Regions from separate parts of the Homo sapiens genome. Here region 2 is linked to region 1. Evidence: chromatin loops called from intact Hi-C (ENCODE). Cell type or tissue: Calu3. All regions are shown on one strand. Each heading gives the region's core, and the rest is flanking DNA. Links, peaks and the distances in the headings are about the cores only. Region 1 has its middle 310 kb from the start of SATB1-AS1. Region 2 has its middle 210 kb from the start of SATB1-AS1.

Region 1 (12,693 bases), core at 4,576-9,575:
GTCGAGGAACACTCACAGTTGGAGCCATACATTTCAATCAGTGCTTCACACACACACACACAGAAGGGTTGCATGTTATATCAAGGAAGGAGAAGGTACAAGTTAAAAAATGGACTTTCGAATTCTTTCTTTGTTTAGAAATTATACCGACTTGATTTATATGTTTCTACTTAGGAGTAGGAGATGTTGTATTTCAATGTCTCCAAAGATAAAAGAATAAAATGCCATTTATTTTTGATGACAACGGTGTTATTTGCATAATTAAATTATTATATTATAATTACCTTGTATTTTAATACTATAGTCTGATAATTATCACTATAACAATTAATGTCATATTTTGAATCCGGATGGCCAACTTACAACCAAATATAGCCATAAGATTTCAGTGCATGGGTTTTCTTTCCTGTTTACAATCACAAAGTTACCAGGCAATCACCTAGATTGAGTTGTGTAAACTATGGCCCGTAGGCTAAACCCAGCCAGCTGTCTGCTTTTTGCAGTTGTACTGGAGTACAACTACATCCATGCATTTGTGTACCGTCTATGGATGCTTTCACGCTGCAATGGCAGAGTTGTGACAAAGACAGTATGGTCTGCAAAGATAAAAATATTTATTATTTGGCTTCTTACAGAGAAAGTTGCCAACCTCTGTCCTAGATTGTATGACGGTGTTTAATTTTTAAAATTTTTCTTTATGACAAGCATGGCTGGCAGCAATTAGACTGGCATATCATAGTATAAAAATTATAATAATCATCCCACATTTGTTATTTTGCTGCCTTTGAAATAATCCACTGGAAGAAATATTCTGTTCTCCTTTACTCAGGCCTGTTGGCAATGTGATTTAATTTAATTGACATTTAGGAGATACCTACTATGTTTCAAATACAGAAATTATTACTCTTAGATTCTAATACTCCTTGTGAAGAAATGCCAAGTGATAATTGGGATGGATAATAGAACATGATAAAAACTTGACAACCCTCTTTGAAAAACCAGGACTATCAAATGAATTTATAAACATTTTCTTTTTTTTTGAGACGAATTTATAAACATTTTCTATCCTTTGGTACCCAGATTGATTAGGAGTAAAAATGCAGAGAATCATTTGACACCAAATGATGATAATCAGTGTGCCTTTCCAGTGCCACTGCTATACTGTTTTAATATTCCAACAGTATGCTGTTACCTTAAGACAATACCAAATAATTTTAACTCCCCTTTCACAAAGACTCCAATTATAATCCAATTCCTTTCAGATTAAGTACACTTTGATAGCAATTCCCTTATACCAAAAAATATAGCCTAAGATAATAGGCTGTGAGTATAGTTTCAATGCTAATAAGAGGCAGTTTAACAGCCTCGAGAAGTTCATTCTGACTACATTTTCATTGCAGTGATAAACAGCATATAATACCCCTCAATTATAGCTTTAATGTAAAAAAATGAAGTTATAAGACAATTTATCCCAACTAAATTGTAATTTCATTTCTGAGATGTTGCCCTTTTAATAAATAAATATTCTACTTACCCATTCCATTGTTCTCAGGTTGGATTTTAACAGTGAGATCTATTACAGGAAAGAAAAAAAAAAAAGGAGTACAGATGAAATCAATGTTACCACTATGAGTAAATTAGTGAGAGTTTGTTCAAGCCACCAAGCTTGAAACACTTCTCTCCCCTTTTCTCTGAGAGTATTACAAAATACAATGTTATTGATGATTGAAATTTAAATGGAACGGTGAATCCCAGCCTACAAAAAAACACATTAGAGAAGCCCTCGAAACATATGATAAAGTTCCTTTTTTTAAACCTTAAATGTGTATATGTATATATTCAGAAAAGTGCACCTCTCATACATACACAGGTCTATGCATTTTCATCAACTTAACATACCAATGAATCTGTCAACCAGATCAAGTAACAGAACATTACCAGAACCTAAGAAGCCAGTCATGACCTCTTCTCAAGGATAACCAGTATCTAGATTTCCGATGGCATCAATTAATTTTGCTGTATGTGTTTTATATAAATAAAATCAAGCTTGTAACTGGCTTCCACCACTCAGCACTGTTTGCAAAAGTCATCCATACTGTTCTCTGTGTTCGTTTCATTCTACAGGCCATGTCCCAATGTTGTTTCCATGGATGGACTTTTGTCTTACAATTACAATTAGGATTTATTTATTTTGAGTTAGACAAAAGAACACAACAAGAACACAAAACCTATGATTTCAAAGAAGCTTAAAACAAAAATACCTACAAAGACAGTAGCAATCCTGTACATGAAGTGTTTATGGTTGCTTTTATTAGTAATAGCAAAACACTGAAAACAACACATATGTCCTTAGATGAGCAAATGGTTGGGCAAACTCTGGCTTTTTATACAATGGAATATACTTCAGCAATGAAAAGGAATGGATGATGAATCCATGCAACAACTGGGATGGACTTCAAGGTATTCTGTTTGAGGAATGTTAATCACGGATGGTTACATATTGTATGATTCCATCCATATAACATTCTCAAAAATGACAAAACTATAGAGATGAAGAAAAGACAAGTGGATATAAAGGGATGGGGTGAGGGAGGGGTGGTGGTGACCCAGGCTTGGGTGCAAATGCAAAGAAGTACCCACTGTTTATCTGAAGTTTAAATTTCACTCTGTGTCCTATGTCCCCTACTCTAATCTGCATACAGCTCTGTGAGAACACAATTCCGACTTCTCTTAATTACCTGAATCCTTTTCACAGGGCCCTTTGAAACTCACTGGTGGACATCATCAAAATCTCCAACATCTTCAACCTCTTCTCACCTATCTTGTTTTTCAAATTGAAACCAGTCTGTCTCCTGAGAACACGGTTCCCCCTGAGCGCATTTCTTTCCCATCCTCTGCATTACCACTAGGCTGGCTGTGAAGCAGGCATCCTCTTTAATCCTTGTTGCCTCCCACTTCCCGACACTACCCAGCCCTGAATCCACTGTCAGCAGATTGTTATTGATCATCTCTTCTTTCCCTATTCATCTATGGGCTCAGGTCCATCCCTTCTTGGTTCTTTGAAGATGTTACTTCCTGACAGAGTGTCATTTTTCCACAAAACGATCCCTATTATAATTCTTAGTGATTTCAATGTCCATGAAGATGATAATTTCAAGTCCTTGCTTTCTAACTTTCTTGAACTCTTCTCCACACTATTTCAGTCATCTCTTCTTGTAGTCAGGCCTTAGACTTTGTTGTTACCAAAAGTTGTAATATCTTCTAAACTCACCTCTCTCTGTTCACTGCTTTCAATCTTCCCTGCTGATACCCCCTAGTACCCCGATTCAGTACTGGCATCTACGCTGCATTGACCCCATGTTTGAAACTGCCTCTTAACCCTACATCCTCACTCCACTATTTATCCTGCTGAAGTTTTGAAGCCAATCATTTGCATCAGTTCTTTGCAAATGCTCTCATCTTCTCTGTTCTCTCGTTGGCCTACTCACGTGAAAAATGCAACTCTGGTCAAATCCAACTCTCCTCTGTTCCTCACCTGCACCTATGAAACTAATGAAGCTGGAAATAAACACAGGACTGCTGACTCGCCTCACTTTCAATTCCTTTTCACTCTCCACAAGAGAGCCCTTCGTGTGGACAGACAATCACACTGCATTTCCCCAGCCCAGTCACCCTCCTGCTTTCCTAGGTCACGATTTTGTACCTTTGCTCTCTTCAAATATCTAACAGTTCCTCCTTTGTTCTCCCTTCCATTTTGTCAAGAAAACAGAGGCAATCAGATGAGAAGTTCCACAAGTTCCCACTCCCACTCCCACCCCCACCACCTACCTCTATCTAGGTCAAGTCACTGCCTTCTTCCCTGTTACTGATGTGATGTCCCCTTAGCCAGGAAAAGCCTCCCTTTCCTTGTGCACTTAATCCCATCTGCCTTTGTCAACTCAAGAAAATTGTTCTAGAAATTTATCATCTTTGTCCAATAACAACTCCTGTCTACAGAATCATCATATATATATTATATATATATAATATATGTTTATCTGAAGTTTAAATTTTATTGTGTGTCCTGTGTCCCCTGTCTTTAGATAAATAGATAGATAGATACAAACCTTCTTCAAACCCACTTTCTACTCCATCCAGTACCTCATTTCTCTCCTTCTCTTTACAGCAAAACAAACATTATCTACACTCATAATCCCCAATTCATCTTCTCACATTCTCTTGGAACACACTCTAGCCAAGTTCATTCTCACCACCTGATAGAAACAAAGCTCTTGTCAGGAATATAAATGACCTCCATGTTCTAAATCCAATGGTCTCATCTCATTTCTTATCTCTCACTTGATCTATCAGCAACATTTGTTACATTTGATCTCTCTATTCTTCTTGAAGCATTTTCTTCCCTTAGCTTCCAACTGATTTTCGTTCTACCTCACTAGCCACAAAGTTTTCCTATCCTTTGGTGGGTCCTCCTCATGTACCCAACCTTGAAATGTTCAGTGCCTCAAAGTTCAGCTCTGCTGAGCTCTTCTCTCATTGCCTTCATGATCTCATCTGACTAGAATCTGATAACTAACAAATTTCTCTCTCCAGCCAGACCGCTCCACTGAAATCCAGAGACACTATTTTCAGGGTCATCTCAGCATTTCTACTGGAATAACTAATAATCTTCTCAACTTTAACATGTTAAAAACTTACTTCCTGGTCAGATCATTATTTTCTCTTAAAAAATCTGCCCCTCCCACACTCTTCTATCCATCTGTTTGCTAAAGCACAATGTTTTGGAGTTATACTTGATTCTTCTTCTCTACACCATACATACACTCAATCAACAAATCTTGTTGACCCCACTTTCAGAATATATCTACAATCCAATCACTTTTTATCAGTTCTACTGCTACCAGTCTGATTCAGTTGTCTTTCACTGTGATGATCGCAATGGTCTCCTAATTAGTCTGCCTACGTCCACACTTGTCCCTTACATTCTATTCTCAATTCAGCAACCAGGGTGATACCACAGAAAGTAAATCTGTGCATGTCAGTCCTCTTCTCAAAACCCTCCAATGCTTCTAGCCTCACTTTTAAAAAAAGCTGAAAGTTCTCACAATGGTCTACAAACAGCATAAAAGCTGCCTTCCCTATTATCTCACTGTTCTCATCTTCTATTAATGCCCCCACCAGCAGCAGCTCATCCCACTCCAGACACATTGGGCTTTTTGCTGTTTCTCTAATATGCCAGCCATCCCCCTGAGTCAGGGATCCCCTGAGTCAGGGATCTACAGTATCATCTGTTTGAAATTTCCTTCCTCTGCATATCGACTAGCTCCCTTGTCTCCTTCCCAAGGCAGTAACATAGTAGGAACTGACTCCTGCCATGCTGTCTATCCTCCTTACCTGGGTTCTTTAGTTTTCACACATCGCCATTTAATATACTGTGCATTTAACTTTCATTTGTTGTCTATCTTCTGACCTTAAAGATGGAATTTTTTTTGTCTGTTCCCTCCACCTGCCAACCACTGATGAATCTCCAGACCCTCACACAGAAAATGTTTTTGCTAATCAACTTCCTTCTCTTGAGCAAGTAGGAAATCAACATTTTCCAGAACCCTCTGGCATTTAGAGTGGAGTTGTGTCTGACTTCTGGTCAATGGAATGTGTGTATAAAATTCATAAATAAGCTACCTCCAGCTTTGGTGCATAAAAAGCTTTCGTGAATGATGCTGTCTCTCCTTCTGCTCAGCATACTTGAAGGCCATTTGTTAAAGACGGTAGCATCTTATGGTAGAAGGAGCATGGTCCCAAATGATCGGCAGTGAGCTAAGGCACAAGTGAGAAACAAATCCTCACCTCAAGCTGCTGATATTTTTAGAATTTTTTAATGAATTAACATATCCCAAATAATATGGCACTCAATAAATATTTATGAATAAATTTAGAATTCTATATTATTTCTAATCTAACTCTCCATATAAGGTATAACATTGTTCCCTAATGTAGTAAACAAAATATAATGAATACATTTTAACCATTAGCTTTTATGTCTTTCTAAGTAGTCAGACCTACAAAGACTTTTGCGATGTATGCTCCTTTGTGCCCTTTGTACTTTTCAGAAACCATTCTCTTCGTCGTGGTTTATTTTCTTTTCTCTTTTCTAGTGTTGTTTTTCTTTGCTCAGTACTGCATTGACTTTTTGATGCTTCACTGTTGGTTCCCATATCTGATCTTATATATGAAAATCTTCACTTCTACCCATTTTTAATTTGCTCTTCTCATTTTTTCTTATTATTTGTTGTATAACCTACACTTCATAGCTGATAATGACAAACCTTGGGGATGATTTAACTGTTACCACAGAATGAGGATATTTTCTGATTTGTAAATTATCTATCATACAATATCTTCTTTTGTAGGTCCTTGGCTTGTCTCAACTCTTTTCATGAATATGCACAATAATAAGCTTTTCAAATTATTTTAGAATTTGAATCTGTTAGATATATAATCACCAAATAAAGGTAATGGAATAATGCAAATAAATTTTCTGTAATTCCTTATTCCCAAAATTTTCTGTGGATTTATCGTATCTGGTGTTGCTATTTATAAGAACTACTGTTATTTGTTTTTAGTATTCCCATATTTAATGGTGGGCTCACACAACCCTTTGAAGACTAGAGGAAATGGTATCCCTTGTGGTAACACTTAGGATTATTTTCAAATAAAACCTTTTTAAAACAAGTTTGATGTAGTCAGAATGTAGAGATAGCCTGGAATTAAAATGTGCGAGGAGTAGGTTTCTTAATGGTTTATTTCAATGGGATGTGAAGTTAGAATTGTTAAGAAATGCAGAATGCTAATTAACCAGAGTTAGAAAACTGGGGATGACAGAAAATATCCTGAAGTGAACTCCTGATTAACCTTCCTTATTGAAAGTTCACAGAGGCAGGTGATCAGATGGTACAAAGCTGTCAGGAGATCATGGCCATTTAGATTCCTGGGGGGTTGTTCCATTTAGTTATTCCACCAACCAGTAGGGGGAGACACAGAATACTCCTTTGCAATCTAAGCTCTAACTAACTCCGTTTCCTGGACCTCATCAGACCTTTCTTTGTCTGTAACAGGTAGAACAAGTTCGTCCAGTCTGACAAAGCTCACTTCTTTTATTGTTTTTGGTTTCTTGAATTACAGTTGATTTTGCATTCAAGTGACTCATTAAAAGGAGGGACTTGTGCGTATTTGGTGGTTTTACAGATACTAGATTTTATCTTTTTTTTGAAATAAATAAATGTGGCCTAAAATTTCTTGGTGAACCTGATTGAAGTTCAGCCATGTAAAGAATTAAACTTCACCCTATCTCCTAATCACTATCTCCAATAATCTTAGCCCAACAGTCAACTTTATAGACGTTACAAAAATAATTCTTACAGACCTAACAGCAATCTATTTTGAAATTTTAAAATGTCTATGATAGGTAAATTCACACCGGTTAGAAGGTCCAAGCTTTGTGTTTTATCTCCCAGGAATCATAGAATTTTGCTTTTATCTATTCATCAGTTCAGTTCTACAGATATCTGGGATCCCTTCTATATGCCAGCCCCAAAGTTAGGTAGTAGGGATAAAGATAGGTCCCAGCACTTGACCTTTGGATAGACAAACATTTAACACACAGTTTCTGAACAGTGTGACCCATGCAACACAAGAAATGTGGAAGAAATGTTGAAGTAACTTAGATAAGGTGAAATTAACTTCACCGGAAGTAGGGCATTGAGGTAGGCTTATAAAAAAGGCTAATACTTAAGCACGGCTTTAAAGAATAAATAAGAAAGAAAGGAAGGATTTCAGTAAAAATGGAAAGAGATGTGAAAAGGCATAAGATGAATAATGTATTTGGGTAATTCTCCTTTGTGTTGCTGGAAGATAGTGTGAAAGGGGGGTTTATGAGATAAAACTGAAGGGGCAGGTATAGGACAAGGGTAGTAGAGAATCATGGACCAGGGTGTGGGGATAGACAACAGAGCGAATCAGGAGGACAGGGCTCTCTTTGTCCAAGTGCTTGTTCAAACTTTGATGCTTATTCAGGCTCTACACTTGACACACCTGCTGACAAGTGTGTCATAAAGGAGACTATGGAAATATAGGTGAAATAAAAAAATCTGTGATCCCATTCCTTCAGAAAGGTTATCTTCACCTATTAGCAGAAGAGTTGTAGATATGAACTACTAGGTAGCACATTTCTCAAATATTAAACGGCATATTCAAAGATCATTTCAACTTCAAATTTATCTTGACACCCAACAATAGTTTTTCTTTCTTCAAGCTTTAATTTTAAAGATTAATTGGTTTATAGAAAGGCCTCAAAAGAATTTCTTGACAAGCAGATCTGTGGGTTCTTTAGATAAAAACAAAGGCAAAACAACCGTGAACGAACACCTATTTTGCTTTTCTCATTTTGATTTCTTTGATTAATAATTTTATCTAATCTTCTAATTTTATAGAACATTGAGTAGAGATGATGACTTTGGGTAACGGAATTCTTACTTGTGTTACATAAAACATATGTGGGTTGTTGCTTTTTAATAAGTCATTTGAAAAAATAAAGATTGGATGTGCCAAAATCCCCAACCAAATCGTACTTAACAGCCCTTTCTAAAAAGAAAATAAAACTCTTAAATGTTTACACAAAACCTAATTACCAGTTTGCAAGCATTTCAGGTGGTTGAAAAAGCATAGGCTTGACTAGGAAGAAGTAGAATAAGTAGACATACTATTTCCAGTAAACAAAGCAGAGGTCAGCAACTTCTGAGGTCATAGTCAAGATAAAGAATGCTTATATATGCTTTGCATAGGTCTCAGGTTTGCTTGTAGAAAAAGGGACAAAACAATAAAAATAAGGGGAATGAAGAAAAGAGGAGAAAGAACAGAGGAAACTGAGGCTAAGAAATAATGAGAAAAAGTAAAGTCATTTGGACCAAAAGGGTTGAGAACCCTGGGGCAAGGGGAAAAAGGACAGGGTAACCTTGAAGGACTAAAGCAAGTCCAGAGTGGCTGGAGCATGGTGAACAGGTACCTTCAGTTTTTTTGCACCTGAAGAAGGTAAGAATTGAGCCACTCAATCTGTTCTTTTCATTTGATTATTTCTTTCTCTATTTACCAAGTAACTCTTAACAATAAAAACAGTACCAATAAAATTGTTTTTGTTTTTCAGTGGAGACATCCTAATCTCAGGTCACATTTACTAATTTCTCCCTAGTTAAAAAAGATGTAAAAGTGACAAGTGAGACAATTCTAAAACATATGCTATTCTAGATGCTAGACTCAGATACTTGATGGAAATATGGGTAGTTTTCATTTGTTCATACCATGTAAGTGGAAGTGGAGAGATTTCCTGGCTCTGAGTGAAGACCACCCTTCTAAGTATCATGTTCTCATCTCTTTTTACTAGCTGTCTGCAGCTCATGCAAAATGTGATAGAAGATTAAAAAACTAGCCCACATATTCCTACAGAAGATAGCTACCGTGAAAATGAAGAAATTGTCCACCCTCTGCAGGATAATTATTAAGGAGACATCATCCAATGAAAAGAAACCCCAACCACCTCTCCACATTCAAGCAATTCCTTTAGAGCCTTTTGTTTTATTCCTGCACATTTTCTCACTCGATCTGAATTCTAGAGCCAACGTGTTTTTTATTCTTTAGTTTTGCTCTTAGTTTGATTTCCACTTCGATGCTTTGGAGTTCCTTACTATTTTGATAAATTTCCAATGGATACTGTCACCTGTGATACCCCTACTGAGTTGAGGCAATTGGCCAAAATCTTTCCAACAGGAGGTGTTTCTCTTTTGGCCATGTCACTCTGTCAATAACTGCTGATGCTCTTGGTCAATGGCTATGGTTAGGAAAGAAGTATAAATCATTTTAGTATTCTATTTGATCTTCTGATCATCCTCAAATTCCTTGCATTACAGTCGTCAGTGCAGAAAAACAAGGCTGGGAGGAATGAAACGAAAAACTTCCTCTCAGAGGAATGTGATGAAGATAACAAGTAAATTTTAAATGATCAGATTAAGGAATTCTATGAGTCTAGAATTGGCAAGCTTAGTTCTTTAAAGGGCCAGATAGCAAGTATTTTCAGCTTTATAGGTCATGCATACAGTCTCTGTTGCAACTACTCAACTCTGCCCTCATCCCATAAAGCATTCATGGACAATACATAAATGAATGAACATCATTGTCTTTCAATAAAACTTTATTTACAAAAACAGGCAGTAGGCCATATTTGGCCTGTGGTCCTGTAGTTTACCAACCCCTACTAAAGTACAAGATACTATTATATTAAATATATTTGACCTGAGGTATCATGAACATGCACTTACAAATTTCGCATTCCAGCAGCCTACAGAAGCAATTTCTGTTGCTCTTGTATACTGCATTGCTCATATTGACTTCATAGAAACCCTAAGGATAGAATGGGCTCATTCTGCAGATAAATCCACAGAGTGGGCTTTTACAATTAGAGAAAAACATTTGTAAAATAGAGAATCAACTAGAACTACTTTTTCTAATCAAATGATGATAATTGTGATTTAAGCTTTATTTAGCCCAAATTTTAGTCTGACTAATTCCCATTGATACCCACGTTGGCATTGAGACCATATGTCACTTATCCAATAACTTCGAAGGAACAATTGTGTCTTTTCATGTAAATCTTGCAAAGCTCATGGATCACTGACCTGCTTTAGTTGATGTGTGGCATATCAATTCATCCTCAAATACACACAATAAACCTACCCATCTCATTTTCTTCTGAGATTTTATTTATAAAGGAATTCATTAACATACACTCACTAATTTTGAACCAAGGTAGCTTGACCATTTTGATTTTTTTTTTTTTGGCCTGTCAAGATGCCAAAAGCATTTAGAGCACTTTACTAATTTCCCACTTGCCAAATTTCCATTTTAACTTCAAAGCAGTAGGAACCCAGAGACAAAACACAAAGCCCTCTTAGCTACCCAACTCCTATTGTCCTGCTTTACACTGGTTAAAAAAAATAAGTAAATGAAGGGCGAAACAGATTGTTTTTGAAACTGATAACACAATTTGTTCTCCTGCTTCATATGTTAGATTTCTGCCTGCAGCAAATATTTACAGCAGAGTTTTAACCCTCTCAAAATCAGCTTGATTATGTAAGGGCTGCAATTGTCTTTCAGAGAATACCCTTGACAATATGGCTTTACAAAAGAAAAAGTAGTGACCTCGGACACTGTCCTATGTGCATGGTCAATGTTTAGTTACAAGAAGACATGCAGACAGAAAACAGTCAAAAACTTGTTGTCAATTATTTAGCATTCCCATAAACCATTAGGCGGTCAAAAATATCTTTAATTGATTCCATCGCTACCTATGCTACTTATTATTTATTACTATAACAAACTTCTCCATGGGAACAGCTAATTGTACCTCCCTGGTGGCCACTTCAAGTGGAATAAGCCCTGCACAGTGCAGCCTAAGATATGCTGAAAGGTCTTCAGCTTTGGGGATTTGATTAAAACTGTATTACATGAACACATCAGCAACCATTGCCAAAACAAAACACTAATTTAAAAAATCCTTCTGCTTTACTGCTTAACACAATTGAAAGGAGCTTTGTGTGCATGTGTGCATGCATTTGTGTGTATGTGTATGTGGGTATGTGTGCGTGTGTGAGACAGAGAGACATGGGGAGTGGGAGCAGGAGGAGGGGTTGCATATGTTGTCTCGTTTGAAGACAATCATATTTAATGGAAATAATGTGGCATTCTGTGGCATAATAAGGCAAAAGAAAAGGGCAATACTGCCAGCTGCATTGTGGGTATAGGCAAAATCCCTGACCTGGTGATAAGACTGCAAACTATTGCGCCAGAAAGAAAATTGTACAAGAAGTAAATTATCTTGCCCAACCCTCCCTACACACACACACACACACACACACACACACACACACACACACACCCCTACCTTTAAAAGAAGCATAATTGTTAATCTGCTCTTTAGTAGAAAAGACAGATGTTATGGAAATAGTAAGCCACACTCTGCTAAGAGTGTTCTGTGGAAAGAGATTCCATAGGCAGCACTCTACACGGGAAGATTTAGGCAATTAAGCAACCGTTGTGAGGCATGCAGATGAATAACACATGCTAAATTAAATCAATACCAAACACTGTGTTGGAAATAGGTTAATTGTTTATTTTAAACTTCATGGAAGGAAAAAAAAAAAAGGAAGCAACAGTGGAATTTGTCAACTACTTGGAGCAGTATACTGGCCTGGATTAACCACAGCAGCCCAAAGCACAGTGTGCCCCATAAAGTCCTGTGTATGGGCCTTTTAAAACATTGTTTCTACACTTAAACAATAATTCCAAATTTATTTTAAAGAAGGTGGTGGGTGCATGTGGGATTTGTATAAATTTAAATATCAAGATGTTGAAATATTGCCCAGTAATTATGGATATTCAGGCTGCGTCTAAGCCCTGAAATTTGTGCTAGTTTACCACATTTATCCGCGTAGACTTAGAGAAGAAGAACAGAGGGGCTTTCCCATTTGTCATCTAAACTGATTGATAAGTAAGAGTCTGCAACATTATGTGAGTGAGTCAAAGGCAACAGCTGTCAAGAGATATCTTTATGTCATTTCAAAGAGTTAGGAATTTTAAATATTGTGAGGT
Region 2 (12,693 bases), core at 4,052-9,051, 100 kb after region 1:
AATTGTATGCCAAATTCTCAATATTGTGTGTAAGTCAAAGAGAAATTCAAGTGATTGAAGTGGAGGTGGGGGAGGACAGAAACTGAGGGTGACCCTACAACTTATCATGCAAGCTAGGATACTCTTGGGAAGCAATATAAACAATTGCTTTGGGGCAACATATTTACAAATCATTCCTTTGTGCTCTAGGAAGACCACAAGTTGAAATTGACCAGAAGTAGTAGTGGAAATAATTGAGAATTGGCTACATAAAATAAACATCTCAATGTTGGGGGCAGAGGATGAGCAGAGATACTGTAATTGAACTGCAGAACCAAACAAGAAATTGAACAAAAGTTATACTTGCAATACAGAGATAGAAGGCTAATTTGGTCAATTTAGAAAGTGCTTGAACAAAACAATGGGGAAAAAAATGAACTGCCCCAAAATTAGCAAAGGATAGCTGCATAGGCAGCTTATAGGGGAGGAAAATACAAACGGCAATGGTCAATAAAAACACAAAAAGATGTGTAATTTTACTCATAATTAAAGAAATCTAAATCAAAACAAGAAATTATTTTTCACCTAAATAGATGGGCAAATGTTAAAGTGTGAAGATATCTGATATTAGTTAGCCTGCAGAAAAGCAGTCTTTCTTAACACTGATGATAAGAATATCCACAAGTTTAAATTTTTAGATGGCCATTAGGCAACAGGTATTAAAATAAAAACATATTGTCTTTGACCTCACATTAACACAGCTAGAAATTGACCTGATAGATACATGTGTAAAAGCAAATATATGTATACAAGAAATACGAACCATAGTTTTTCATAGCAGAAAGAAACATGGAAACGACCTAAATGGTTACTATTTGGGGAAGGATTAAATATATTATAGAATAGAATGTCCATATGGTAAAATAATATGCAGCCAATAAAATAAAAACTGAGGAAGTTTTGTATGTGCTGGCATGGAAAAATCTCAGACATCAGTAAGACAAAAACAAAACAAAACAAATAAACAAAAAAAAGCAGGGTCAGAATATTGTGTTTACCATGGTTTTTATTCTGTGTATTATTAAGAAGGTACTAGCAAGTATTATGTATGGGTTTTTAAGATCACACCAGAAAGCATTACCAGTGGTTGTCTTTGTCAGAGGGATTGGGTGAAGGAGTCGGGGAACTGGGGGTGGGGGAGAATTTTACTCTCTGTTTTGTACCTTTCTGCCTTGTTTGAATTTTCTAAATATGTTCACGTGCTCCTATCATAAATTTTTAAAATGTCAACAAAGGTTATCTGTGCAGTGGGATTACTGTAATAAATATTATAAAAGGTGGAGAAAGCTATGTGTGGAGAAAACAAAATGCTAAGCCCAAGTCAAGACAAATTCCATACTTTGAAAACCATACTGCCTCCATTAACTATGAAAGAGTTTGAAACATAAATCCCTTCCTTTGCCAAGTATTTAGCACTTGAGCCATCCATTGGCCCAAATGTTTATTACAATACTGAAGTTACAAAGATGCCATTTGTTGCCCTTTACTGAAAGAATGACAGAGATATGTGTAAGGGGTTGTGGAAGCAGAGAACATTCCATGATGGATGTCAACATATTCAAAAAAGAGCCTGGAATATCCATTCCATCTCTATCTTTAGACCTGGCCCTCAGTAAACAGGAGAGGCCCCTATTTCTATGGAGCCTTTCCTAGTGTCATTCCTTTAAAGCATAAAAGCCACAGTTATGCATAAGACCAAATTATTTGATCTATAGTACCTTTCTGAAAAGGTGGCTGCGAGAGGTTGAAGTTAGAACTGGCAAATAGAGGCCTTCCCCAGTGACACAGTGAAGATCTTCTAGAAACCTACTGAAAGGATAGCTCTCTCACAGAAGCCAGCCAGTGTAAATCACCAGCAGAACTAAGGATATTCTGTTCTTAACTAGGTCAAGAATCGAAAGTGGGAGTGAGGGGAGGTCTAAATATGTTCACTTTTCCTTTGGTGAGAGAAGGGCATCTCCTCCTCTCTAGCTCCAACCCTTCATACTGGGCTGGGGCTACAAAGGAGGAGATACCCCAAGCGCTAAAGGGTAAAAATAAAGGGACTGTACCTTTTTAGATCTCCAGTTCTCCTTCATCTACCACAGGAGACGTATGACTTCTGACACCCTTCCATTTAATTTTTTTTCAACCTAACATTCCTATCAGAAGCAAAATACTTGTATTTATGATATTTTTCTACAAGGCTTATTCCCAATTCAGTATTTTTCAACAAACAGTTCCTCAGCAGTCCAGTGATGAGGCTTTGACATTCCATGAAATGAATGTTTAAAATAATAATCTTTGGTCATCTACTATTACCCAGCACTGTGACAAGTGCTTTACATAAAATCACCCTGCATGCTCATGGATAGGAAGAATAAATATTGAGAAAATGGCCATACTGCCCAAAGTAATTTATTGATTCAATGCCATCCACATCAAGCTATCACTGTCTTTCTTCACAGAATTAGAAAAACTACTTTAAATTTTATATAGAACCAAAAAAGAGCCCATATAGCCAAGACAATCCTAAGCAAAAAGAACAAAGCTGGAGGCATCACACTACCTGATTTCAAACTATACTACGAGGTTGCAGTAACCAAAACAGCATGGTACTGGTACCAAAACAGATATATAGACCAATGGAACAGAATAGAGGTCTCAGAAATAACACCACACATCTACAGCCATCTGATCTTTGACAAACCTGACAAAAACAAGCAATGAAGAAAGGGTTCCCTATTTAATAAGTGGTGTTGGGAAAACTGGCTAGCCATATGCAGAAAACTGAAACTGGACCCCTTCCTTACACGTTATACAAAAATTAACTCAAGATGGATTAAAGACTTAAACGTAAAACCTAAAACCGTAAAGACCCTATAAGAAAACCTAGGCAATACCATTCAGGACGTAGGCATGGGCAAAGACTTCATGACTAAAACACCAAAAGCAATGGCAACAAAAGCCAAAATTGACAAGTGGAATCTAATTAAACTAAAAGAGCTTCTTCACAGCAAAAGAAACTGTCATCAGAATGAACAAGCAACCTACAGGATGGGGGAACATTTTTGCAACCTATCTATCTGACAAAGGGCTCATAACCAGAATCTACAAAGACCTTAAACAAATTTACAAGAAAAAAAAACATAAAAAGTGGACAAAGGATATGAACAGACACTTCTCAAAAGAAGACATTTATGCAGCCAACAAACATGAAAAAAAGCTCATCATCACTGTTCATTAGAGAAATGCAAATCAAAACCACAATGAGATACCATCTCACGCCAGTTAGAATGACGATCATTAAAAAGTCAGGAAACAACAGATGCTGGAGAGGATGTGGAGAAATAGGGACGCTTTTACACTGTTGGTAGGAGTGTAAATTAGTTCAGCCATTGTGGGAGACAGTGTGGCGATTCCTCAAGGATCCAGAACCAGAAATACCGTTTGCCCCACCAATCCCATTACATATACCCAAAGGATTATAAATCATTCTACTATAAAGACACATGCACATGTATATTTACTGAGGCACTGTTCACAATAGCAAAGACTTGGAACCAACCAAAACGCCCAACAATGACAGACTGGATAAAGAAAATGTGGCACATATACACTATGGAATACTATGCAGGCATAAAAAAGGATGAGTTCATGTCCTTTGCAGGGACATGGATGAAGCTGGAAACTATCATTCTCAGCAAACTAACACAAGAACAGAAAACCAAACACAACATGTTCTCACTCATAGGTGAGAGTTGAACAATTGGAACACATGGACAGGGGGAGAGGCAGGTCACACACCAAGGCTTGTTGTGGAGTGGGAGATTAGGGGAGAGATAACATTAGAAGAAATACCTAATGTAGATGACAGGTTGATGGGTGCAGCAAACCACCATGGCACGTGTATACCTATGTAACAAACCTGCACGTTCTGCACATGTATCCCAGAAGTTAAAGTATAATAATAATATAAAAAAACACGCTGCAGAATAGGTACTATTACACCTATTTTACTGGTAGAAAAACTGAGGCTCAGAAGGGCTGAACCATTTGCACAAGATTTTACAGCTAGTAAGCAGCTGAGTGTCTAGTTAAATGCCTTATGGATGTGACAGAATGTCTCTAAAATTAAACTGAATAAAGATGAATTTTCCATAAGAGTCTGGCTTCCCTTGTCATACATAAACAAAAGACTGGACATTGCACAACCAAGCAAATGTGAAAATCTAAGAAAAGAGATGTTTCAGGTTCATTCAGCACATAGGATTTTCTGCATTAATCTAAATGTTCTACATCTGTGCTGTCCAATAAAATAACCATTAGTCACATGTGGCTACTGAGCACTTGATATGTGACTAGTATGATTTAAAAACTGAATTTTTGATTTAATTTAATTTTAATTTTATTTAACTTTAAATAAACAAATGGCTATCATTCATATTAGACTATGCAGTTCTAACCAAAGTCATTCAAGAAGCATTTATTTTTGGTGAAATGGAATCAAAAGAAGAGGAAGTAGAGGGAGAAGTAATCATATAAAATCACAAAGTATTTAGAGCTGGAAAAAACCTTTATGAGACCATCTCATCCAGCCCACTCATTTACACAGATGAGTAAACTGAGACTCAGCAAGATTACACAATTTGGTAAGGTCACTCAAGTTAGTAAAGAGCCAGTTATAAATCCTGCCTTTTAATGAATTTTAAGCTATGCTGTCAAATTTCCAGCCATGGTGTTAATTGCATAGGATTGAGTTAAACTAAAAAAAAAAATGATAAAAGGATTTTCTCTTTACTCTTTTTGAAGTTTTTATGAAGTAAGGAACACATGATAAACAGAGTCTTGGGCAGAATGGCTTTCCTTGCCTCTTGCCAAATCGGTATCAGTAAAAAATAATTTAAGGTAAAATTCCCACAAGGCAGGGAAGCATAAGTGAGTATAAAACTAACCTGCTGCCTAATTCCATGGCCTTCTGTGAGGGAAACACCAAGCACTTTGGAATTGTATTTTGATGCCCCACTTCTGTTACAAAAAATTGGACTTCAAATTATAATATTCCCTAAACCATGCCCTCCTTCCACCCTCTACCCACAAATGGGTAGAGTCCTGCGTATCTTTCTCACTGAGAAGCTCTTCTATTTAATTAGGTTAATAGGTTATAGATAGGTTAATTGGGTTAAATCCTGGGCAGAGCAAAAGTGCTTTCTAATTACTGCTGCCATTCCATTACCTGGAACTGAGATGGATCTTTAGCATATACTAGTCTATATTCCACTCACAGGAGGCCTATTTAAGCACAGTACATGGTGGAGACTTACAGGGCAGTATCACTCCCCTAAACTCCTGGCAAAGGCATTTTGAAAAGAGTGCTTTCTGCCTAATAAATTATTTCTTCCAGGTTTCCAGTGAAACAAGTCATTAATTTTTTTTTTTGACAAATGAAAGGGGGAAAAATGCCTTTTCAAATCCAGGGCACTTGAAAGTTTCATTTTCCTGTTTTAATTTGCTTTAGTGTTTCAAGGGAATAATAATAGTTTTTTAATGCCAAAGGTGGCTTTCATCACTCAAAGCCCTCTAATTTCCTCCCTTATTGCAAGTAATGTGTTAATAGTTCCAAAATGAAATATTACCTAAAACACAACTTGGTAATTTTCCTCACAGTTCAAAGTTATTTGAAAAAGAAGCATCACCTTTTACAAATATTTACTTTGCGACAACGGGAGACGCTGCAAATTATCTGCAATAGCTCCTATTCTCTTCTTTTTTTGTGCTGTCTTTGAATCTTTTGTTGGGAAGAAAGAAAGAAATGGGAAAAAGGAAAAGAAAATCTCTCCCTTCCCTTTCATGTTCTAATACCAGGTTCTACCTAAGGACCTGAATTCTACCTTTACAATTAAATAATGTGTATATGTATGTGTGTGTGTGTGTGTGTGTGTGTGTGTGTGTATGTGTATATATATATTTATTTATATGAGAGAAAAGCTTGGTATTCATGGTCTCATTATAGAATATGCACACCAAAGAAAGGATGTACATAGAGGCCATAGAGAATTTAAAAGATTTATTTATGATGTATTACTGTAATTTTTAATTTAGACATGCAAATTTTTTAATTTGCACCGACTGCTTTGCCTTAATGGTTTTGATTAATACTTGGAGGTAGTGTTTGTGAAAGAGATTTATACTGTGATTCATCTGCAAAATAATCAAATCATTACCAGCTAATGACAAAGCTGTGAAAAATGATATAGATATTGTGTAACTTCCAGCTATGGCTGAGCACGTGGAGATACCCAATCCTTCCAGCAAATGTGGACTTGTGTTAATAACTGCTGGGAAGTTCGCTCTAGGTCCACTCTAATTTGGCAACAAAAAACATTGATCTTAATAAAGCTGTCTGATAAAAGGAGCAGTGATTAACATCCCAAACCCTCCATTCTGCTACTCATGCCAAGGTCCCTTTTTTTTTTTCCAGGAATGAAATTCCACTGCACTTCCTGCTTATCGCTTCATCTCACCTCAGCCTTCTCTGACTCTCCAGATAAGGCTGCAGACAGCCCAAGGAGGGGGTGGGGAGTAGGGAGTACCAGTGGGAGCCCACACTGGTGGCTGCAGGTGGCAGTTGCTGAGAAAGAAAAGCACAGCACAGTGAATTCCCAGAGTCTGAACCCCTTCCAAAGCCAACACCCATTCCTTCCAGAACTCAGAGGCATCTCTTCTTTTAGTGGGTCTTGAAAGACTGAGTGACTCTTGCTAATCCTGACAGCATCATCAAAGGTGTGGAGGAAGCTCCAGAGCATGCTCAAAGTCAGCAGAACCACTCTCAAATGGTATCAGGAAGCAGAAGAGGGCAGGAAGCAGAAACCCACAGATAATCCCCAAATCTCATGACAGCCGCTCCTTGTGACAAGCTGCTCCACCACATCTCTCATCCAAGCGACTAACAAGCAAATGGGCAGATTGGGATTTTACCTGCCTTCTGTCTTCCTCTGCACCACTACCACCAAATGATAAAAATTAGCATTTCTTGAGGTACTTTTTTAAAATGACGATTAAAAATTGTATATGTTTTTCATGTACAACAAGTTATTTTAAAGTATGTGTACGTTGTAGAATGGCTAAAGCAAGCTATCTTGAGGTCTTACTATGTGCCAGACATTAGCGCACTTCATAGCTACTTTTTCGTTAATCCTCACCACAAAGCTATGAACTAGGTATCATTATTCCCATTTTACAGTTAAATAGTTCTCTTAATGTTAAATTTAAAAATTGCAATATGATGGAGGCAAGACTGATTTCTGGTACATTCTAGCATCATATACCCTGCCCATTCAAACCATGTCATTATCTGTCTGAAGCTCTTAGTAAAGAATAAAAATACCCAAAATGAGGGCACTCAGAAGAGAGACAGAATGAGGTAGAATAAGAGGGGGAAAAAAAGGCATGTTTCAGCCACAGTTAATACTGAAGCAATCATGTTTTAACTCATTATCAAGAAATCTAGCTCCTTTTTTATTTCAGTCTTCACAAAGGAAAGCCCCAGTAAGTGGATAATCATTAATATTTCATTGAATACCAATCCATATTTTCCACAATCGTGACATGGACATTCCACTTCATCAGGAAGCCATTTTACAAAATTAGAAAAAGCAAGGCACCGTTCTGGAAAGCACAAGGCGAGACTACTTATCATTATTATTTATTACTTACTGGGTGCCAACTGGGTCCCTACTGTAGAGAAAAAGTTATAAAAGCCTCATGCAGAGGCAAGTGGTCCCCGTTCACTAGGTTCACAATTCAATTCTGATTTCATGACTACGACGGGCCCTGTGTCTTTAATTACTGGTAACTGTGACTGCCCTGGAACCACAAAAGGAAGATCAAAACTTTCTATCACTTTCTAGACATAAAGATAAATGAGAAGGGAAGCAATAAGTATAATTAATTTTAACCAGAGCTGGGAGAGGAAAACTTTCAGCTGTGGTACCATACATAGCATTTTATCAGAAGAGCCACTCTCCTAGCAGAGTCCCTACCACTGATTCCCAGATATGAAATAGACTGCCATTTCAAAAAGAACCAGGAGTGGAAAACCAATGTCACATGGTTTTCATGGCATTAGTTCAGCTCCAAGTGTCAGAAATAAGCATGTGATTTAACTGTACATGTGGCCCAGGAAAAGCAGGAGGAGTAAAGCTAGCAAGTTCAAAGCAAAGTTCAAATTGAAGCCATTCAGAGTGAGGCCACATCATAAGCCTTTGGACAGATGAGCATCTTGTGGGATTCAAGCAGAAGATGTGGTGTAAGTAATGAGACTGAAGTGATGAAGGAAGGGGAAATACACTCTCAGAGGTAAACTTGCCGTCAAGTCGTTGGGACTTAGCTGAATAATTCCCCCTAATGCTTAGACAAATAATGCTGCTAAATTCTTGGGAATCAGACCACCATGTCTCCACCCCTCAGCTTCCAGGAGCTTCTAAAAACCGGACTGAGCTAGCTGTAGGAAAAAATTAAATCCAAAATACATTCTTCATGATCATTTCAGAGAAGGGAGATACTCCCTAACTGTCAATACTGTGAGAAAAGGGGCTATACTTGACTCAGTTTTCCAAATCTGGACGGCAATCTCAGATGTTTTGAAGGAAGGCCAGAGATCTTCCTTGTGAAAAGGTTTTACTGGCTTTGCTTCTGCCACCAACTAACAGCAAATATTCTGAAATCCAGTCCCTATCCTGGTTCCTCAGCCACCCTCCTCCAATATCATCAGCAGTTGGAGCCTTTGCCATTGCCAAGAATTTCAGCTGTCTTTTATGTAATGTTTTCTACTTCTACCAACTCTTATGCAAGATTCTGCAAATCCTCAGCTTTAGCTAAAGAGTGCTGTCCAGCAGGACTTTTTGTGATGATGGAAATGCTCTACATCAGCACTGTCCTATATGGTAGCCACCTGCCACATGGGGCGAGTGCTATGGGATAAATAATGTGTTAAGTTTATTCAATTTTTAATGAATTTAAATTTAAATTGCCACATGTGACTATTGACTGCTATACTGTGCAGTACAGTTCTAAAGACACAATGTGGATTTTACCAAAGATGTAATAGCATAAATGGAAGAAGTTTATATTGCACATACCACAGAATTCTCTTCCCCAAGCTCCCTTGCTGCTAGTTGTGTCCATACAACACAATTCTGTCCAATACAAAGAGAGCCGAGAGTTACTGGGAGAGTTTATTTCTTATATGGAACCCAATTTCTTATTCACCCCTTTTGCTTTTCTTCTTTGTGTGTGTGTACATGATAATCTGCACATGTAGCAACCACATTGAATGCTAATGCCATACATCAAGATTGGCAGGGCAGAAAGTTGGTAAAAGGGCTAGCACACCTGGAACCATTGCACTAATCCTGGACTGCTAACCTGTGAATTTATGTGCCATGGGACGAATAAAGCTATTACTCATTTAAACTACTCTTTGCCTGTTTCTCTGTACTTGTAGAAAAATGCACTAATCCTACTGGATATAACTAGGTCCTGGTATAAAGGTTTGCTACATAATGCCTTGATGTCTACAGAACTGGTATAAAGTTAAACTATAATAGCTGTCTTATCCACTGCACCTACTCAATATCCTCACTGCTCTCTTTAAGGCCAGCCCAGGGGAAGCACTGTGAAGTAATGGAGCAGATTTTACCAAATTGCCCACCCCTCACTAGGCTTCCCTCCCTTGTGCTCTGCTTCTCTCCTGTGTTTCTCTTCTTAACTAATTCTTTGTATTTTTCCTCTCTCCTTCCAGTGGTGAGTTTACTATTATTCATTACTCTTGTGATACCTCCCTAAAATTGGGGCATGGACGGAGGACAAGATAAGCTTGGTCAGAGACTAAAGGCATTTTAGTCACAGGAGGGCAGGGAGAAAAGGGTATTTGGATATTAGGAAGGCGTTCCTTTCCATTAAAAGTACTTTCATGGCTGGGCGTGGTGGCTCACACCTGTAATCCCAGCACTTTGGGAGGCTGAGGTGGGCAGATCACCTGAGGTCGGGAGTTCAAGACCAGCCTGACCAACATGGAGAAACCCTGTCTCTACTAAAAATACAAAATTAGCCAGGCGTGGTGGCACATGCCTGTAATCCCAGCTACTCGGGATGCTGAGGCAGGAGAATCGCTTGAACCCAGGAAGCGGAAGTTGTGGTGAGCCAAGGTCATGCCATTGCACTCCAGCCTGGGCAACAAGAGTGAAACTCCATCTATATATATATATATATCACATTTATTGATTTTTTTAAACCTTTCTTACATCCCTGGGATGAATCCTACTTGATCACAGTGAATGATCTATTTAATTGCTGTTGAATTCAGTTTGCTAGTTTTTGTTGAGAATTTTTGCAATTATGTCGATCAGAAATATTGACCTCTAGTTTTATTTTTTGGTTATATTCATGCCTGGTTTTGGCTATTCACTTCTGGGTACCTATCCGAATAAAATGAAGTCAGTATGTTGAAGAGACATATGTGTTCCCATGTTTATTGCAGCATTATTCACAATAGCCAAGATATGAAATCAACCTAAGTGTCCATCAGTGGATGTACAGATAATGAAAATATGGATAAAGAATAAAGAAGATATATAGACAATGGAATACTATTCAGCCATAAAAATATGAAATCCTGCCATTTGCAGCACATGAATGAACCTGGAAGGCATTATGCTAAGTAAAGTAAACCAAAGCACAGGAAGATAAATACCACATGATCTCATTCACTTCTGGAATCTAAAAAAGTTTATCTCATAGAAGTACACAGTAGGATAGTTGTTATCAGAGGCTGGGAAGGGTAGGAGGAAGGGGATAATGAGGAGAAATCGGTCAAAGAGTAAAAAATTACAGTTAGAGAGGAGGAATAAGTCTTAGTGTTCTATAGCACAGTAGCATGACTATAGTAAACAATATTATAGTGTACATTTCAAAATAACTAGAAGAGGGGATTCTAAATGTCCTCTCTACAAGGAAATGTTAAATATTTGAGGTGATACGCTCAATACCCTGATTTGATCATTACATGATGTATGCATGTACTGAAACATCACACAGTATCCCATAAATTTGCACAATAATTGTTTCAAATAAAATTAAAAATTAAAAACATTTTAAAACTATTTTTAGTAAGTAATTTTCCACCATGTGCCTAGGAAAAGGCTTCCTTGGTCTCACTTCTGAGATCTTGTTCACTCATCTTTTTTTCCGACCGATGACTCTTAGTTGGGTACCTAGCATGTACCAAGACTCTGCTTGGCCTTACATCTATATTATTTCTTTTTAATCCCCAGAACAATCCCAAGAAGTGAACCTGCAGAAGAACTTGGGGACAGGGTAGATTTTTGAGGGTTTTTCAAGTCCGCACTCTGTGGATACACACACTGTGGATAGCCTTTCATCTAATTTCTTCACAATTCTTCCTCTCGTGTGTATGCCAATTGCATCTATTGATCCAGTTTATAGATGAGGGAAGCAAGGTTCAGAAAACAAAAGTACTTCATAATAAGTCAGAGTGCCAGGATTTGAACCTGGCATTTCTGACTGCAAATCCAGGGCTTTTCCACAGGAAGGAATAGGAGACTTGAGGTTTATTTTTTCATGTGAACTTTTCTATGCCAGCCACTGAAGGCAAGGGGTGAGCTTCCCTTCTTAGAGGAGATATGTTGGAGGAGAAGAGAATGGGAATGCTAGGGTGAGGCCCTGAATGATTAGAGAAGTCAGGAAGCCAGCTCTGTGCCCTGCCAGAAGGGCACTAAGCCTCTGTGTCCTCCAGGATGTCAAAGGTGTTAATAAGCTTCCTAACCTCACAGGGAAGTTGTGAGGATTAACCTTGTTTAATTTGCAATCCAGTGATGAAAGATGTTCTTAGTGTGTTTTTTGGCCCTTCTCATTCCTCCTCCCTGAATCATGACTCACGAAAAGTAATGGAACAATACGTAAGGTGCAGGGAACAATGGAGACCGGTAACTGACATCAAGTTAAAAGCAGAATAGGACAGAATAAAAAGAGCAGTGTCAGTGGTTCTAAAATTCATAGACTGACCAGGAACCACTAGAAGAATATGCTCAACTAATCCCCCTTTTCAATAATGGAACAAATATGCTCAGCTAGCCCTGGACGCTCAAAAGTGCAACAAGGGTATCTTTCACCCTTTATATCATCCCATCCCAAAGAAGGAAATCCGGTGTCAACTTTTGAGAAGTGTTTTTTAGGGGCAAAGTTTAGGTAATGTCCTGACTTCTATTTTTTTTCAGTTCTTTGCCCATTGGTAGATCTTGCCTGATGAAAATGAAAAAAGACAGGTCATTCAATTCTTGGTCATTTGGTCACTTGGGCTTAGGTGTGTCCCAAAGGCTAAAACATCTTCTTTAAAAGCTTTCAGAAAGTTGGAGCCTTCTCTACATTTTTCCCACCTTCTCTCTGTCTACCATGGCATCTGATTTTCTCTTTTTCTAATTTAAAAGGATGAGGGTGGAAATATAAGGGCAAATTCTTTTCAGGGTCAACTCAGCATAAAAGTATCTCAAACTCATGTCTAATGAAGGGATTCAAGAATAGAACTCCAGAGAGAGAAAGACCTTTAGGAACAAAGTGGCCTTTGAGGGCTTTTCAAATCCACATACTGTATCTATG

The links. A loop is a pair of places that touch in the nucleus more often than their neighbours do. Peaks named below come from ENCODE experiments on the same cell type or tissue, not always from the same donor. Only the 100,000 strongest peaks of a DNase experiment are listed, where the experiment ranks them.
Region 2: it touches region 1 in a loop (4-fold over the local background); 4 of 110 quality-filtered maps call a loop at or near these places.

What each region holds. Positions count from the first base shown.
Region 1 is chr3:18,752,633-18,765,325 of GRCh38, reverse strand. No RefSeq gene overlaps it. Among named protein-coding and RNA genes, the nearest start is that of SATB1-AS1, 310 kb to the right of the region's middle. In Calu3, for the core only: a CTCF peak has its summit at 6,990 (motif pointing right); a DNase peak (open chromatin) is centred at 7,065.
Region 2 is chr3:18,652,200-18,664,892 of GRCh38, reverse strand. No RefSeq gene overlaps it. Among named protein-coding and RNA genes, the nearest start is that of SATB1-AS1, 210 kb to the right of the region's middle. In Calu3, for the core only: no CTCF peak of the experiment used is centred there; a DNase peak (open chromatin) is centred at 6,582.